4 separate regions of the Homo sapiens genome follow, and regions 1, 2 and 4 are each linked to region 3. Evidence: chromatin contacts called from ENCODE Hi-C or POLR2A ChIA-PET data. All regions are on one chromosome and are shown on one strand. The core of a region is the stretch at or near the end of the contact, and the rest is flanking DNA. Distances in the headings are between cores, read along the strand shown. Region 1 holds the start of TEPSIN-AS1 (TEPSIN antisense RNA 1). Region 2 holds the start of BAHCC1 (BAH domain and coiled-coil containing 1). Region 3 holds the start of ARL16 (ARF like GTPase 16). Region 4 holds the start of SLC38A10 (solute carrier family 38 member 10).

Evidence for each region. A loop is a pair of places that touch in the nucleus more often than their neighbours do. ChIA-PET counts read pairs that join two places held with the same protein, here RNA polymerase II (POLR2A). Pooled maps may share reads with other maps.
Region 1: a pooled map shows a loop between it and region 3 (3-fold over the local background). The contact joins the promoter of TEPSIN-AS1 here to the promoter of ARL16 in region 3. A Hi-C loop is called at or near these places in 9 of 50 pooled maps. POLR2A ChIA-PET finds 5 or more read pairs at or near these places in 4 of 52 experiments (AG04449, WTC11, activated B cell and 1 more).
Region 2: a loop to region 3 is called in a pooled map, with 4 times the contacts of the local background. The contact joins the promoter of BAHCC1 here to the promoter of ARL16 in region 3. A Hi-C loop is called at or near these places in 2 of 50 pooled maps. POLR2A ChIA-PET finds 5 or more read pairs at or near these places in 3 of 52 experiments (A673, HEK293 and MCF 10A).
Region 4: a map of CD8-positive, alpha-beta T cell shows a loop between it and region 3 (11-fold over the local background). The contact joins the promoter of SLC38A10 here to the promoter of ARL16 in region 3. A Hi-C loop is called at or near these places in 2 of 168 maps with a recorded cell type or tissue (CD8-positive, alpha-beta T cell and naive thymus-derived CD4-positive, alpha-beta T cell), 1 of 37 single-sample maps with no recorded cell type and 6 of 50 pooled maps. POLR2A ChIA-PET finds 5 or more read pairs at or near these places in 2 of 52 experiments (CD8-positive, alpha-beta memory T cell and Caco-2).

The regions. Positions count from the first base shown.
Region 1 is chr17:81,227,358-81,230,057 of GRCh38, forward strand. TEPSIN-AS1 (TEPSIN antisense RNA 1) reads left to right here and starts at 1,350. Exons shown (of 4, transcript NR_135654.1): 1 at 1,350-2,020; 2 at 2,381-2,570; 3 at 2,645-2,700. It overlaps TEPSIN (TEPSIN adaptor related protein complex 4 accessory protein), which reads right to left. Exons shown (of 13, transcript NM_001363764.2): 13 at 920-2,119. The coding sequence ends at 1,571.
Region 2 is chr17:81,394,080-81,396,779 of GRCh38, forward strand. BAHCC1 (BAH domain and coiled-coil containing 1) reads left to right here and starts at 1,378. Exons shown (of 28, transcript NM_001377448.1): 1 at 1,378-1,556. RefSeq lists enhancers at 1-32, 2,116-2,700 and a silencer at 1-90.
Region 3 is chr17:81,682,547-81,685,246 of GRCh38, forward strand. ARL16 (ARF like GTPase 16) reads right to left here and starts at 1,251. Exons shown (of 5, transcript NM_001040025.3): 1 at 1,147-1,251; 2 at 990-1,048; 3 at 467-580. The coding sequence starts at 1,207. It overlaps HGS (hepatocyte growth factor-regulated tyrosine kinase substrate), which reads left to right and starts at 1,465. Exons shown (of 22, transcript NM_004712.5): 1 at 1,465-1,557. The coding sequence starts at 1,521. RefSeq lists enhancers at 716-935, 1,153-1,447 and silencers at 1,036-1,115, 1,326-1,385, 1,596-1,695.
Region 4 is chr17:81,294,002-81,296,701 of GRCh38, forward strand. SLC38A10 (solute carrier family 38 member 10) reads right to left here and starts at 1,306. Exons shown (of 16, transcript NM_001037984.3): 1 at 822-1,306. The coding sequence starts at 920. RefSeq lists silencers at 782-851, 952-1,221 and an enhancer at 1,882-1,971.

The DNA.
Region 1 (2,700 bases), core at 100-2,599, 460 kb before region 3:
TGGCTAACATGGTGAAACCCAATCTCTACCAAAATACAAAACATTAGCCGGGCATGGTGGCATGAGCCTGTAATCAATCCCAGCTACTCGGGAGGCTGAGGCAGGGGAATCGCTTGAACCCGGGAGGCAGAGGTTGCACTGAGCCCAGATTGCGCCACTGCACTCCAGCCTGGGTGACAGAGTGAGACTCTGTCTCAAAAAAAAAAAAAAAAAAAAAAAAAGAAACTGAAAAAATAAAAATAAGCCCAAAGCAGAAGAAAGGAAATAATAAAGAACAGAAATTAGTGAACTAGGAAACTGAAAAACAGAAATTAGTGAAGTACAAAAAAAAAACACCAAAGTTTGTTCTTTGAAGTAACTAATAACATTAATAAACTGTCTGACCAAGAAAAAGGGAAAACAAGTGACCAATATTAGGCATGAAAGGAAGAGTGTGATAGTGTGACTACAGCCCCACAGGCATGACAGGAAGAGTGATAGTGTGACTACAGCCCCACAGGCATGACAGGAAGAGTGATAGTGTGACTACAGCCCCACAGGCATGACAGGAAGAGTGTGATAGTGTGACTACAGCCCCACAGGCATGAACGGAAGAATAAAGGACTACTACAAAAAACGGAATCACAAATTCAGCAACTGATATAAAATGGACCAATCCCCTGAAGACACAAACTGCTGAAATTAGAAATAGATAACCCAAATAGTCTATTATTTATTGAAGAAACTGAATTTCATAGTTTAAAACCTTGCCATTAAGAAGGTGAACTGCAAGGACAGTGCCAGTGGGAAGTTCTACCAAACGTTTCAGGAACACCGCCTGTCCCTCCTTTGAGGAAAGCAGTCCTCTGTGTGTGCCCCTTATTGATGGTATTTTCATTAAAATGCACATACACAAAAAAAGAAAAATAAGCGGCCCAGGTTCATGTAAACAGTAGTGTTTATTCAGAAAGCATAAACCCCAGCGCTCTTGGAAGGTTTTTCTGAGATGGACCAGAGGCTCCAATCAGAGGCTTCGTGTGTAGGAAGCAATTACAGCCTAAAGGAGCAGGTGAGAGCCAGGGAAGGATCACGTAGGGATCTGAGACTTGAAATGGCCTCAGGCCAGACAGCACAAGGCAGCCCGGACAAGACACCCTCAACCCACATGCACCAAACCCAGCCTCAGCACCTAGCCCACCCCGATGGGACGGGGGAGCAGTGGCTTGTTGCTGCTCATGACCTCCTGGGGAAGGAGGGAGCTGAGATCAAAATGAAATAAGGAACCTGGTAGTCGCTTCCGCATTCATACAAGAAACCTCATGTCTGAGAGCAAGACAGGCAGGGACTGCCCCCTGAGAGCCCTGAGATCGACATTTCTGAAGCCCTGCCACCTGCCATCCCTCGTAGGGATTCAAGTCCAAATAGCCAGAGCCTCTGGCAGAGGAGATGGGGGAAACTGAGGTAGCCCTAGGGTCGTCCTCTCAAGTCAAGCTGCCTGGAGACTGTAGCAGCTACGGTTGAGGCTGCTCAGGAAGCACAGACCGCCCCAGACAGCAGCTGAAGCTGAAGACTCCAGGGCCAGGCCATCGGGTCAGGCGTTCAGGAACGCGAAAGCTGACGGCTCTGAGCCAGGAGGCTCTTTGGCTGCTGTCCTCTGGGACGATGTTTGGGGGGCGCGGGGAGCATCAGGACAGGACTCTCCCGCAGCAGCCCCAGCCCCCACCAGGCGGGGACAGGCCACCAGCTCCATGCCAGCAAACAAGGAGTCGCGGCTCCACGCACAGCTGCTGGGGCCTCTCTTTGGGCTGTCCGTGCCCCCTGGGATCCGTTCAGGTCTCCACCGCCTGCTTTCTGCCAGTCTGGCCTCGGCCTCGCTGGGGTCTCCGGGGGCTGGAATGGGGGAGGCATCTGGGGGTGGGGTGGGCACAGGGCTGGACGGCATCCCAGATGAGGGAGCAGGGCTCCGGGACGAGACCGGGGTTGAACTCAGAGGCTGCAGGAAGACCTGGCTCCCAGGGAGAGGCACAGCGTCGGTCAGCAGGTCAGATGGGCCTGGGAGGGCGGCTGTGGGGCCAGGCTCAGCTGAGGTGCCCCGGGCAGGGGACAGCTGCCCACAGGAGGCCTCAAAGTGCCTCAGGATCTGAAAGAGGAAGGAGGAACCAGGGAGGTTCCTATGCAACCCTGGGAAATGTGGGGACCAGGGCCCGCTTCTCCCTAGGACCTCCTCAGTCCCTCCACCCAGAGGGCAGGGCCACCTCTGGGCAGGACACCGGCTGCTGGGAGGGGCTGGGGCAGTGCACCCAGTTGTCATCCCACCGAGAGCAGCTGCTGGGCTGGTGCTGGCGACACGGGGCAGGTGTCACATACACACCTCGAATCTTGCTCCTTTACTCACTACTAGACAAATGGACACCCTCCCCGTCATAACCCGCCAGGCACTGCCGGAGGGAGTGAACACGTGGCCTGGCACATCTGGGCATTTCCAACTGTTGGACGCAGGGTTCTTCCAGCATGCCCGTTTTAGAAACCCCACTATGAGGTTCGCCTGCGGTGGTGCGAACCCCAGGCTCACTCGTCGCTCTGACTGAAAGGTGAGCTAGCAGATGGCCAATGACAGTTAAGGATGACTTGGGGATGGGTGACTGAGGACCTGTGTTTCCAGCAGCCAGGGAGAAAACAGGAAGAAAGAAGCTGGGAATGCCCACAGGCAGAGGGAAGGTG
Region 2 (2,700 bases), core at 128-2,627, 290 kb before region 3:
AGGAGGCCCAGTGCGGACTGGACAACAGCCAATCAGCGCCTTGTTTACACTCGGTGATGGACAGTCCACTGGCGGAGTGCCAACCAATCCCAGCGGTCCCGCGGGAGCGGGAGTGGGGGCGGGGAAACAGAGAGACAACAGGCTTTGAGTTTAACTCTTTCGTGTCCCTGCCGGAATGAGACGGTGGAGAATTTCGAATGCGTGTGAATCTGTCAGTTGGCTCCTAGTTTAAATATCCTTTTTTCCCCCAGAGGGGGAGGCAGAGATTCACATGGAGAAAGAGGAGCAAAAATAAATGTATCCATCGCCACTAAGACATCACCTCGACTCCCTGAGAATAAATAGCATTTGGGTGGGAAACCAAATTCTAACAGAAATATTTGTTTGCGGAATATTTTAGAAGTGGTTTGCATCTGATTACGATAAAAATTGTTCAGTGGCTTGCTTTAGTTGGAGTGAGGATTTAGCAGATAGGCAGACAGGGAGCAGCATTGAGAAATACTATACATGGTTTACCACACCATACCCGCTTCCCCCATTACCAAACTGAAAATATTTTCTAAATCTAGGTGTAGATGAAGAAAGGGCAATCCTTGTCTTCTCAATAAATCCCTGATTTTCATTTTAGTAGCTGCTCTGTTGCAAAGTGTGGCAGAGGGAGATAAAATTGAGAGCCAGTAATGTAGACGGCTGGAGACTCAGAACTCACTTCCCAGGGTCTGATCCCCAGGTCATGGGGAGGAGAGAGCCGGACGGGCTATTCAAAGCTTTTGCTGCCCAAGCAGCGGGCGTGCGTGCGTGCATCCGCGAGCTCGGGTCCGGGCAGGCAGCAGCTTCAGAGCGGTAGATGGGCCAGGCAACCTGGGGAGGCCTCTGGGCTTGGAGGTCTGGCCTACCTGCCACCTGCCAGACAGATTCCAGGGAGAAAAAGCAGCTACTTTTAAGGGGTGGTGGTGTTTCTTCCCTTGGCCTTCTGTGCGGCAGAAGCCAAACGTTAGACCTGCTGGATTAAACATATATGTGTGTGTGTGTGTCTGTGTCTGTGTCTACGCCTCCCCCTCCGCCGGGACACGCGCACTCGCTCGCTCCAGCTCCCTCTCCCGCCCTGCGCCACCACATTCCCATTCAGCAGCAATGATCTGCGCAGAGGAGCTGCGCAGTCGCCGGGCTTGAATTAGGCGCCATCGGGCTTGGTAGTAGCCCCGCTGCTTCCTGATTGGCAGTTCCCTGGCCCGGCGCCAGCCTATTGGGAGGCCTGTTTACGCCGAATGAGTGGCACGAGCTCCCGGCCGTGGAGGGCTGCGCGGCCAATCAGCGCGCTGGCTGTTCCGGGCTGAGTGGCACGAGCTTATTAGTATGCAGGGCCCGTGGCTCGCCGCGCCAGGCTGCAGGTTTGAGAGCCGCTCTGGATGGGCTCGCTAGAGTCGTTGTTGTGGAAGCGGTGCATTTACAGTGCAACAGTCAGCACATTGAAAATACCAATAGGAATACAAAACAAAGTCACATTTACTGATTTAATTGTATTGCATTCAGTTGTATCCAGGAAACAGCCTCCAGTAAGTAACTGAAATTGCTTTCATTTTTTTTTTGTTTTTGTATTTTTATTATTATTTTATTTTTTATTCTGGCTTTGGGGTTTTACATTTTTTTTAGCAAAAGAAATTCAGGATTGTGATGTTAAGAAGTATATATCTTCCCTTTTAACAAAATCCGTTAAAATGTTGAGGCTTTTTTTTTTCTTAAAAAATATGGACTATGAGCGATTTTTTTTTCTCTGAAAAATCTTATCGATCGGTTTAAAATTACCCCCGTAATGCATCCTTGCTTTGCTCTGAGCGCTTGTTGTCTCGATCGACACCCAGCATTAAAAACAAATACTCGAAGACAGGACAGGGACCGCCAGGCTGCGTCTGGCGCGAGCCGCGCGGGTGGCACCGGGCGGACAGTAGGCGAAGTCCGGGCGCCGCCAGCGTGCGCCCAGTTCTGGGTGACCCACGAACGAACCCCAACATTCGCTCCCCTACCCTGCTCCCCTCCCCGGAACAGTCCTGGGTTGGCCCTGCCCGGTCGGTCCGCGGCGAGGGGAACTGGCCGGGTCGTGGTACCCACGGCCGCTGCCCTGAGGGGCCTTCCGGGCCGAAGCTAGGGGCCGGGGAGGGGAATGGTCATGGCGAGTTTTTCGGGTCTTCGTTCCCAATTCAGAATTTTTTTTTTCCGGAGAAGTGGGGGTGGAGGAGGGGGACCGAGCAAGGCCGGCGCAGCGGGGCGTTTTCACCGCGCGCGTTCGGGACGGCGCGCGGGGCTCGGGTCACGGCCCGTGTGGCGGGGTCCGCGGGCTGGTTTTCTTCGGGCGCGGGGGTCAGGCGCGACCCCAGTTCTCATGACTCTCCCAGGGAGCGGGTGCGGCTGTTTCGCAGGGAGCGGGTTCTGCGGCGACGGCCGAGCCACTCGCGCCCCAAGGCGCGCCTGGTCCCAGCCCGGCCTGCAGGCCCCACCGCGCCCGCGCTCCCGGAGACGACGCCGGAGGGAGGCAGACGGGCCAGAGTCCTGGTCTCCGGCAGGCGGGCGAGGAGAGAGCGGGTTTTTAGATGCAAAAGCAGGAAACAAAGCAAACTTGTAGAAGCTCCAGATCCTGGAGCGCGCCAGCCACGCCTGGGGCCGCGGCAAGAGGGACCGGCGGCTCCAGGGTCACGCCCTGCC
Region 3 (2,700 bases), core at 1-2,500:
TAGCTTTAAACAAAGCTTTGGGAACAAGCAGAAGCAGAGGGAATCGAGTTTTATGAAGACGACCTGGTGTCACTCGTCTCTGTCCTCATGTGGCCATCAGTTCTCCATACTGGTATCCGCGGCACAGGCCTTATCAAGATGAGACCAACCAGAGGTACGTATAAGTCCAACATAAACACAGACGTACCGGGGAGTGACACAGAGGGCCAAGTCTGTTCTCTGCGGAGCAGCAGCCCTGCCCTCAGCAAGCCCTCTGTGAGCTCCTACCGGGGGCCTGGGAGCGCAAGCACCAGAAACCAGACAGGGTGCCCAGCAGGAAGCAACACTAGCTAAGACCTATTTCCATGAGTAGTATAGTCACTAAATAACCCAAACCCCTTTCTACACACAGCAAGGTTGGGGACTGGACGTCACAGAAATGTAGACACACTTCCCTAAAGGAAGCCCATATAGGATTACAACCCACCAGGAGAGAACGGCAGTTTCCATAGTAACTGGACCAGATGGGGCCCATGCACCCCCCAAGCTCCCGGATGGTGATCTTTCTCTGTGCCACGATGTCAGTAAGATTGGTGCCCACCTATAGGAAAAACCACGATGCAAAAAGAACAATACAACCGCTGTCCCGTTGTGAACTCCTGAAGAGCACCGTGCCCACACCTTACACGGTGGCCTGAACCCCGCAGACCCATTCTCCCTAACGCAGGAACGGCGAGCAGGGACCGACGCCCATCAGTAGCTGGACTCGCTGTGGGGGCGACCAGCCACAGGAAGCCGTTGCGAGGGGAGAGGAAGTGCCCGTGGAGGGCGGCAGGCCCCCTCATCCCGCGCCAATTATCCTCAGCTCGGGCCGTCCCCCGCTCCCGAAGGCTGGCCTTAAGTCACGACCTGACCCGCTGCGCCTCGGCGTGCACTTAGAGGAGCCCGGAGCTCTTCGCCAAGCGCAGAACTGACCCCCCGCAACTCCACCCGCGGGGGCGGACACCTACCGTGGGCCGTGTCGGGGGCGGCTCCCCCAGGTCGCCTTTCCCATCCCGGGAGCTCACCTGTGCGAAGCGGTCAAGGACCCGAGCAGCTAAAGGGTGAGTCCCCGCCCCACTCCGGGTGCCCCCCGCGCCCCGGTCCCGTCCCCGCGCGGAAGGATATCCTGCAGCCGTTTCACCAGCAGCGTCTTCCCGACGCCCGTGGCCCCCAGCAGGAGACACATTCCGTGCTTCGCTCCACCCGGCACCCGTAGCTCGGCGCCGCGGCTCAAGGCCCGCCCACCGGCCACTCTCATTGGATAGTTCTCACCTTCGGACTTCTCATTGGTTCTTAGGGCTCATTGTTCCAAGGGCGCGTCCAATTAGCGCGCAGCGTTAGCGGGAGAGCGGAAGACCCCGCCTCCTCGCGGCTCTAGGGCCGGCGCGGTGACGTGCGCGTGCGCGCACTGGAGGGAAAAGGCGGAAGCGGAAGTCGGGGGGCGCGCCAGCTCGTAGCAGGGGAGCGCCCGCGGCGTCGGGTTTGGGCTGGAGGTCGCCATGGGGCGAGGCAGCGGCACCTTCGAGCGTCTCCTAGGTAACGCGTCCCCACCCGACGGCTCGGCCTTGGTCAGCCCGCAGCCTCCGCCCGGCGCTGAGTCAGCGCGGCCCCGAGGGCCCGAGGGGCGCGGACCGGCCGCCCTGCCCGCCTCTCCCCGGCCCGCTGTCCTCCCGGGTTCGGAGCCGCCGATCCTGGACCCTCGGCGCGGCCGTGGGGTCGGCGTCCGTCGGGCGTTGGCAAATGGGGCTCTGCGAGGGTCCGCGCAGGGCGCCAGGGGCGCTCGGCGACCTCGCTCCTCCGCGGGCCCGGGCATTCGGCCGATTTCCTCTTGACCGACGAGCACCCGGCCGAGTGGGCCACAAGGCCTGAGTCATGAAAGTGGGTGACTCAGTCGGATGTTAGGCTCGCACTTGGGCTTCTGACCCAAAACACTGGGCCTCGAAGGGTGGAGCCGGCAGTGTTCTCTCTGGGACCTTCGAGCTCTCTTGGGGGCTGCGGGTCCCAGACCCACCTTTTGTTCCCACACTGGCTTCGGGAAGTGCCTAATGGTTTAGGAAGGCGTTTTCTCACGTTTTTGGAGGTGAAAGCTGATCCTATCTGAGCCTCCTGGAATTGACGCGTTTTGGGAGGGAAACGAATGTTGATGTGCACGTGCCCAGCAGCACGTGGAAAATGCGTCTAATGTTTGGGGGTAGGAGCTTGGGTGGTCGAATGGGCTGCCCAAGCTTGCCTTTTTGTCAAGTAGGGTTTTCAAGGAGACTTCAAGTGAGACACCTTCCTTGCCAAGGGAACCAGCAAGCAGACTGAGTATCTCAGCCACACAGGTAGTTCAGTGCTTCAGGGATGAATCCAGAGGTTAACTACTGAATCAGTATAGAAAGTGGACGTGGCTTGGCTTGTTAGATCGTTTCTGTATCCGGGAAAGGCGATGTGGGCAGAGCTGGAGCTGCCCCCCCAGAGGGGCCAGTTGTTGGAGACAGCAGTGATGTGGTATGATGACAGGTATGCTGGCGAGTCCTCCTTGGAGCCCCGTTCTGCCCTTATTTCCAAAGCACTTGGCTTGGAGCAAGGGGCCTGGAGTCTACACTGCAGGCCTCTCTAGCCCTTGCCCAAGCTAAGGTCCCATTGAAACCGGGAGCATCTGGGCGAACGGGGACTCCAAGGGACGGGTGATAGGGT
Region 4 (2,700 bases), core at 56-2,555, 390 kb before region 3:
TCAAATGTGCAGTTTTTTGTTTTTGTTTTTGAGACGGAGTCTCCCTCTGTCGCCCAGGCTGGAGTGCAATGGCGTGATCTCGGCTCACTGCAACCTTCGGCTCATTGAAACCTTCGCCTCCCAGGTTCAAGCTATTCTCCTGTCTCAGCCTCCCAAGTATCTGGGATTACAGGCATGTGCCACCACCCCCGGCTAATTTTTGTATTTTCAGTAGAGATGGGGTTTCAGCATGTTGGTCAGGCAGTTCTCGAACTCCTGACCTCAGGTGATCCACTCGCCTCGGCCTCCCAAAGTGCTGGGATTACAGGTGTGAGCCACCACCCCCTGCCAAATGTGCGGTTTTTGTGAAACGCAGATCTTAGGTGTATAACCTGGTGGATGTTTTTAATCACCTTGCAACCAAGGTCCCTATCTAGTGTCGAAGCCTGGGAGTGGTGAGTTGTGTGCTTCTGAAGACAGGTGCAGTTGGGTCAGAGTTTTTAAAAACACGATAAAATGTAAAAATACGGAGTCCCACCGTTCCCTTCCGATTCTGGAGGATCATTTTGCTTTGTTACACTTTGCTTCGGTATCGAGTTTTTGAGTGTGGGGAACTTTCCGGCCCGGGCTGACAAGGGCTGCCAGGGCCAACGCCGTGCGCTTCTCATCCACGGATTCTCTACGGGAACTGCGCCGGGACCCAGAGGGTCGCCCCGCCCGCGGCCGCCTGCACCCGCCCAGCGAAGCCCTGCCCCGGCGGGAACTTTAACCAGGACGACCCAGCCAGACGCCCCCTCTGCGGGGGAGGCGAGGGCGGTGATCTCCGGGCCCACCGGACTCACCTGTTTGAAGCAGAAGGGCATGGTGAGGACACTGACCCCTACGATGCTGTTCACGATGTTCGTGATCAGCCCCCAGTTGGAGGCGGCGGCCGCGGTCATAGTGAGAGGTCTAGGGGCCCGGGGCGAGAGGCCTCGGGGGTCGCCGGGCTGCGGCCGGCTTTGGAAGCCCAGCCCGAGGCCACGGTCACAGGTCCCAACGTCCGGGACGCCGGTGGGGAGGGGATGGGCAGCCTGAACACGGGAGCCTGAGCAGGCGCGGGCGCGGGCCCCAGAGGCTGCCTGGAGGAGGCAGCCTCGAAGGCCGGCTGCGGGGGCGAGGTCAACCTCCGGACCCCGCCAAGCCCTGCGGCCGCCTCAGGGCCATGCGTCCCTCGCTCGGCCTCGCGGGCCGCCTGTGAATCTCCGAGCCCAGACCCGGAAGAGCCGCAGAGCCAGCTAGGGACACCTCAGCCCAACTCAGCTGCCGCCGCGGCGCTCACACTTCCGCCTTCCACGGGCTCCGTTGCCCGGAAGTGACGGCCAGGGGGTAGGGTTTGGTGGGACGCGAGCCAATGAGAGGCGGGCCCGGAGGGGCGGGCGGAAACTGGGCCGGTGGGCACCTGAGGGTCTCGCAGCTGTCCGGTTCGCCAAGCTGGTCCAGCCGACCTGTGCCCGGGGCCCCAGTTCAACGAGCTGGAGGACAAGGGACTCGCCCCGCGAGGCCTCGGTTTGGATGGGCAGTCGCGGGCTGGAGAGAAGGGGAGGCGCTGTGCCTTCCGGGGAGGAGCGGGTTTAAGGGTTCCTTTTTGACCTTTATTCCCAGGACCGATTCTGGGGCGAGTGCTTGGCGCCAGGGCACGGGGGCGGGGGCCCTGACTGCCTCAGCCGAAAAATAGTCTGTTGTGAGGAATTAGCACCTAGGAGGTAGGAATGAAACGCTGGGCACAGAGAGGCTCGGCCACTCCGCTAAGGCCACACAGCTCCAAGGGGAGGCGGTGCCCTGCCGAACTGCGCCCAGATCAGTGGCAATGTTGAACTTCACCTTTTCACACGAAAAGAGCAAGGGACATTCCTGGAGGGGACAGGAGAGGTGGAGGCTTACATGAACAGGGAAACCCGGGAGGGCTTCCAGAAGGAGGTGGCTTCTAGGCTGGAGCTTGAAGGACAAATGAGAATTCCTCGGGTAGAAATGGAGACCGGGGAGAGGAGAGAACAGAGAAGGGTCCCGATAGATCTGTGGATTCCTGGCACCTAGCTGCTCACTCTGAGTCTAATGAATGAGCGCGTAGACCGAATGGCTGGGAAGCAGCAAGTGATTCCAGGCTGCTGGGGGAGGACGGCGGAGGAAAGGAGGCCGTGTCTGCAGCACCTGCAGGACCAGGTGTCTTAGAACAGAGGCCCGTTCCTCAGGCACTGGCAGTGCAGCCACCAAGTAAGGCTGTGCCCCACCTTCAGGAGAACAGGAGGAAATGCCTGGGTAAAGACTAATTAAATACGCAGGCAAAATAACAAATGCCTGCGTTCTTTTTTTTTTTTTTCTTCAGTCAGAGTCTTGCTCTGTCGCCCAGGCTGTATATGCAGTGGTGTGATCTTGGCTCACTGCAACCTCCACCTCCCAGGTTCAAGCTATTCTCATGCCTCAGCCTCCCAAGTAGCTGGAATTACAGGCTCCCGCCACCACACCCGGCTAATTTTTGTATTTTTAGTAGAGACCAGGTTTCACCATGGTGGCCAGGCTTGCCTCAAACTCCCGACCTCAGGTGATCCGCCCACCTCGGCCTCCCAAAGTGCTGGTATTACAGGCATGAGCCACCGCACCCAGCCCATTTACTTTTATATAAATGAAATGGCATACACATTCCATAACCTCCTTTTTATTATGTAATTTTCATCAAATGTT